Regions from separate parts of the Mus musculus genome. Here region 2 is linked to region 1. The links are chromatin contacts, found by POLR2A ChIA-PET in ENCODE. All regions are on one chromosome and are shown on one strand. The core of a region is the stretch at or near the end of the contact, and the rest is flanking DNA. Distances in the headings are between cores, read along the strand shown.

Region 1 (2,771 bases), core at 155-2,654:
GGCAGAGGCAGGCGGATTTCTAAGTTCGAGGCCAGCCTGGTCTACAGAGTGAGTTCCAGGACAGCCAGGGCTACACAGAGAAACCCTGTCTCGAAATACCATGTGAATGGAATACCCAATGCCTGCCTCCCTCAGAACACTGTGTACAAACCTGATGTCTGGGCAATGTCTAGGAACATAAAAGTTGTCCTCCAATGGGTGGCCCGTCTTAGAATTAGAAAAATAGCACGTGAATGAATAACTAAACTTCTTCTTCTTCTTTTTTTTTTTTTTTTTTTGGTTTTTTGAGACAGGGTTTCTCTGTGTAGCCCTGGCTGTCCTGGAACTCACTTTGTAGACCAGCCTGGCCTCGAACTCAGAAATCTGCCTGCCTCCCGAGTGCTGGGATTAAAGGTGTGCGCCACCACTAAACTTCTTAGCTTGGCCTTCTCACCTGTAGGGGGTGATCAATAAACACTGAAGGAATAAACACTACTGAGAGACACCTAAGCAGGGAGACATGCCAAGAAAGGAGCATTTGTTGGTATGATTGTTACACGGACATCGAGAGTGCACTTACACAAACTAAGACAGAATATCACCAGGCAATGCAATCTCAGGGATTCACCGCTATCGATGCAGGGGAGCCATGACTAAGACTGACTTAAACTCTAAGAACACAGGACCTTCCCACCTCCTGCCCCCTGAGCCGGGAGCGTGGTAGAAAACGCCTGTAACTCCAGAACTTGGGAGATTGAAGCGGTAGTCAGGAGGTCAAGGCCATCCTGTCTACAAAGTGATTTGGAAGTTGACCTGGACTACAGTGAAACCCTGTCTCCAAAATAGAAAAGGCACCGTGCTTAAAGATGATACCATCCGAAATCTGGCAAAAACACGCAAATGCCAGGGAGCTGTCCTCGTCCCTGTGGCCCATGCTCACTTACCACGACTGAGGGACGTGGTGAGGCCATAAAGAAGGCCGGGCCAGGACATCTCGCCGCCTGCAGCGTCCCTGTATTAGGAGAGAAGACATTCAGAAAGGAGGTTGGGACCAGAAACCCACTCTCAGAGCCTTCTAGAATCTCCTCTAAAACAGAAAGTCCCCTCGCAAATTCAGTCTCCTTCTGAGTAGGCCCCCAAGGACCCAACCGCCCTTGCCCGGATACTGGAAGGGGAAACTGAGGAGAGAGGAGAGATCTGGATCACAGATAACTGCACCCACCTCACCAACCTAGCGGGGTCGCACACACGCCAACCCCTACCTCCAGCCCCTTCCGGGGTTCCTCCTTAGTGATTGGCTAGATCTTTCCTGCGTCACTGAAGGGACGGGACAAGGATGACGATTGGACAATAACAGATTCTAGCTGAGTTCCATTTTCCTCATTGGAAGGGATTCTGAAGCCTGGGCGGGAAATCTCCTTGCGCGTCTGATTGGCTCGTCCATGATGAGTGACTTCTTGTTTCCACTCCAAGATGGCTGCGTCCATGGCGCGGCTTTGGTGGCCTTTCCTGGCTCGCCAGGGGCTCCGGTCCCGAGGACGCTGCGTGTGCAGCCAGAACCCAAGGAGGAGTTTCGCTACGGAGAAACGAGTCCGGAACCTCCTGTACGAACACGCACGAGAGGGCTACAGCGAGCTTCCCTACTTGGACATGGAGTCGGTGTGCGCATGCCCAGAAAAAGCCGCGCGCTCCCTGGAGCTCCGCAAGGGGGAGCTGCGGCCGGCCGACCTGCCTGCGATTGTGAGTGCGCTTGCGCCCTGAGGGAGCAGGATGCTTTACAGAACTGGGTTTACCAGATGCATTCCAGTTGTGGGAAAAACTACTCAACAGGAATTTGGGTTCCTTCCCAAGTTAGGCAATGTCTTGTGCATGACACCCACTTAGGTGCCAATGATCTAGGGAGAACTGAGGCCCTATTGAACGTCGTGGATGCCTTCTGTGACCTACATGCCCTTTTGCATGCATTTCATAATTCGACAGTTGGTATCTACTGTACTCCCAGAACCTAAATACCATTGTCTTCTGTACTCAAACTTCGTGCCGGGCTCACCCTTAGGCCACAAAGAAAAATGAGGAGGGAGGTGTGAATCAGAGGGAATTTTGGAGACAGAGCTTTGCATCCTGCTATAAACATCCTGATGGAGTTGAATGGATAAATACCTGCTAAACAGATATTTAAGGTATATCTGTTCATGTATTTATGATCCAGAGGTTAAGACTATGCGCCATAATTCTACCTTATAGGGAACTAAAATTGGGGGTCTCCATGCCGGTAGTGAATTCCGAATGTAATAGATGAATCTTCCCAACTCTGTTGCCTTGATAAAACACCATGAACAAAGCAACTTACAGAAGGATTTATTTTGGGCTTGGTAGGGAATGGCAGAATAGCAGCAGGTCACAGAGCAGTAAGCTGACAGCACACATCTTTAACCACAATCATGAAGCACAGACCTCAAACTAGATGCAGGACGAGGCTTTAAGCTCTCAAAGCCCACCTCCAGGAACATATTTCCTCCAGCAAGGCCACGCCTCCTAAGCCTCCCCAAACATCACCAGCCACTGATCATTTGACCATGTTCAAATGTCAGGATATGGGGGACATTTCTCATTCAGGTCACTACAGACTCTCACACCACCAGTCATTGTCAATCACTTTAGCCATATTTCAAGTTTTTGTCATGTTTAGTTTTTCACCAGTAAGCACTGGTGGCTAAGCCAAATAGGGCACTTCCTGCCAAACCTGATAACCGGAGTTCAATTTCCTGGTGGTAGGAGAAAACCAATTCTTG
Region 2 (2,771 bases), core at 165-2,664, 240 kb after region 1:
TCATAGGCATTCTCTTTGGCTTGTGTCTCCACATATCGCTCCAGGGTAGCCAAGTTCTCAGGATTGTACCTGGAAGAGCATCAAGATGGGTGAACAGCCTGGCACAGTGGTTACATGCCTTTCATCCCAGCACCTAGGAGGCTGAGGCAGGACAGGAGGATTGCAAGTTTGAAGCTAGTCTGCAATTAATAGTGAAAACCTGTCTCAAAAGGAAAAAGGGAGCCGAGCAGTGGTGGCGCACGCCTTTAGTCCCAGCACTTGGGAGGCAGAGGCAGGCGGATTTCTGAGTTCGAGACCAGCCTAGTCTACAGAGTGAGTTCCAGGACAGCCAGGGCTACACAGAGAAACCCTGTCTCAAAAAACAAACAAACAAACAAACAAAAAAAGGGGGGGGGAAGATAGGGAGATAACTACACAGACAGACATGAGTAAACAAAGAGAAGAACAGAGGCTAGTCCTTAGGGACCACTGTAATTTGTTAACCTGAAATCACTCTCTTCTTCCTACAGCTTTTATTCTGGCCATGGGATATTCCTCACTTTGCTATTTTCTTTTTAAATAAATCTGTAGGAAGCTTTATTACATTCATTCGATCTTAAAATAAATAAGTTAGTCCCACCCACTGGAACTACCCAGATAGCTGATCAATTAACTGTACAACATCCAGTAAATGTTTTTCCTAACATGGGCCTCTAGCTAGCCCTACTTGAGCCCCTGGTCATGTCTAGGATGCCTCCAACCTCAGTCAGTCTCTGCAGCCCGTATGTTTTCCTGAACACCTTCTCTTCGATCCCGTTCTGACCCAGTTCCATCCTCTCCTGCCTATCTCAATACGTGGCTTGACCTGACCAGGCCCTGATCGCTCCTTATTGTCACTATCTGCTGAATGGGGTTGTCGCCAGGATGGAATGGGAACCTAAGTCCAGGAACGCAGGACCGGTTCCCGTTTCCATCACCTCCGGTCCCCACTGGCCAAATAGACATCAGAAAACACTATGTAGGATGGTCCACAAGGACAGAGAAGGAAGAGACTAAAAGACACCGGGAGTCTGTGGCAGCAGAAAAGGTAAAGTTGAGGGACGGAGAGAAACTTGGAGAAACTCCATCTCTGGAGGAGCGTGGAGCCCTGGCCACCCCTGGCTGGCTCCCCGTCTTCTCCACCCCGCTTGGCCAGAGAGCGCCCTTCAGCGGAATTCAGACCTGTCGATACCCTTGAGCAACTTGCCCACGTTCGCTCTCATCTGCTCAAACATCGCCATGATCACTGTTGCCTTCGGCAGCCTCAGCTGGAGTCGAACACCAGGCACGGTGCTTAGCACTAGAGGACCGGAAGAGAGGTGTAGGAAGCGGAACCTGCGTCACACCCTCCCTCCAGCTCCTACAAGGAAGGCAAAGGGAAAGGCGCTTTCAGCACCAGCGCCGGTTGTTTTTTTTTTTTTTTTTTTTTGTCTACCACGTGATTTCCTTCCAGCAGTTGTAACTTGCGCATGCGCAATGAGCTCACTTAAAAGAGACCAATAGCGTGAGAAAAGGTTTAGTCTGCCTTACTACGCAGGCGCCAGGAGGCGGGCTAAGCTTTTCCCGGGCCGCGCAAACTTAGTACTTAAGCTTCTGACGCGCGTGCGCTGGAGTTGTACGGGGAAAGGAGACTTTATTTTCTCTACGCATGCGTAGCCTTAAGCGTTTAGCCCCGTGAAGGGTTGCTGTTTCCTTTTCTTTGAGTTTAGTCGGGTGGGAGATGCTCTCTGAAGCCCTTCTTGTCTCCGACTTGGGTGCCTGAGACAGCATCTTGTATGTATCTTCACTTCCTCGCTGGTCCCCACTCGGTTCCGTACTGCTACAGTGCTGTTAGGAGGCCGGGAAGGCAAAAGACACCTGTAGTCTCCATCGGCTCTGCGTAGGGGCTACTAACAAGTGTTCCACGTCTGCCACAGATTCCCTACACGTTTGAAGCGTTGCACAGACATGTGCCATGCGGGCAGGTGCCCTGAGCTCAGCTGTCACTTAAGTCACATGCATGTGTCACGAGTAAACAGGTCTTCTGTGAAACCTAGCCAGCTTTGTGCAGACCTGCAACCTCTGGCTTGATTCCAGATCTTCAAGAACCCAGCAGAGGTTCAACCGTAACCTATGACTCCTCCCAAAATAGAGTGTTGGGGAGAGGGTGCTAGGTCAGCCCCAGGTTGCATTTAAGAACTTTTGCATCTTATTTACATAGTGTCCTTCAGTGGGTAAAGGGGAGTCCCATGGGTCCCAAGGCGATCAAACTCTCAGAACCCAGGGGACGGGGGTGGAGCCCTCTGTGCAGCCCTCTGCACAGCCCTGCAGCTGGGGCAGGAAGCGAGAGTGGGGAGGGGGAAGGCCACAGCCCACAGAGTCAAGGCGGGCCCAGGACTTGTGTGGAGACAGAAGGTAATACCAAAGCTTGAACCCTGAGGCCCTGTTGGCCCCCTGGGCACTGGCCCAGCCCCGGCCTCCAGGAATGGCCCTTGTGGACCCCGACATTTTTAATAAGGACCCTCGAGAACACTATGATCTACTGCAACGACTGGGTGGTGGAACTTATGGAGAAGTATTCAAGGTGAGAAAGCCCTTCTGTCTCCTCCACCACAACCCTGGGATAGTTGGGGAGAGGCTGGCAAGCAGGAGTGTAAGAGAATGCCAGGCCTTGGCCTTGGTTCAGAGATGCTGAGGATGGCAAGCTATGGAGTCTGCCTGATGACCAACTTCCCCTTTACAAGGCTCGCGACAAGGTGTCTAAGGACCTGGTG

The links. ChIA-PET counts read pairs that join two places held with the same protein, here RNA polymerase II (POLR2A).
Region 2: POLR2A ChIA-PET joins it to region 1 with 13 read pairs in embryonic stem cell. The contact joins the promoter of Eif3k here to the promoter of Sars2 in region 1. POLR2A ChIA-PET finds 5 or more read pairs at or near these places in 4 of 5 experiments (Patski and embryonic stem cell).

The regions. Positions count from the first base shown.
Region 1 is chr7:28,740,564-28,743,334 of GRCm38, forward strand. It overlaps Sars2 (seryl-aminoacyl-tRNA synthetase 2), which reads left to right and starts at 1,405. Exons shown (of 16, transcript NM_023637.3): 1 at 1,405-1,719. The coding sequence starts at 1,453. Mrps12 (mitochondrial ribosomal protein S12) reads right to left here and starts at 1,258. Exons shown (of 3, transcript NM_011885.5): 1 at 1,202-1,258; 2 at 924-991. The coding sequence starts at 972.
Region 2 is chr7:28,980,474-28,983,244 of GRCm38, forward strand. Eif3k (eukaryotic translation initiation factor 3, subunit K) reads right to left here and starts at 1,415. Exons shown (of 8, transcript NM_028659.3): 1 at 1,201-1,415; 2 at 1-69. The coding sequence starts at 1,259. It overlaps Map4k1 (mitogen-activated protein kinase kinase kinase kinase 1), which reads left to right and starts at 2,381. Exons shown (of 32, transcript NM_008279.2): 1 at 2,381-2,581; 2 at 2,742-2,771. The coding sequence starts at 2,483.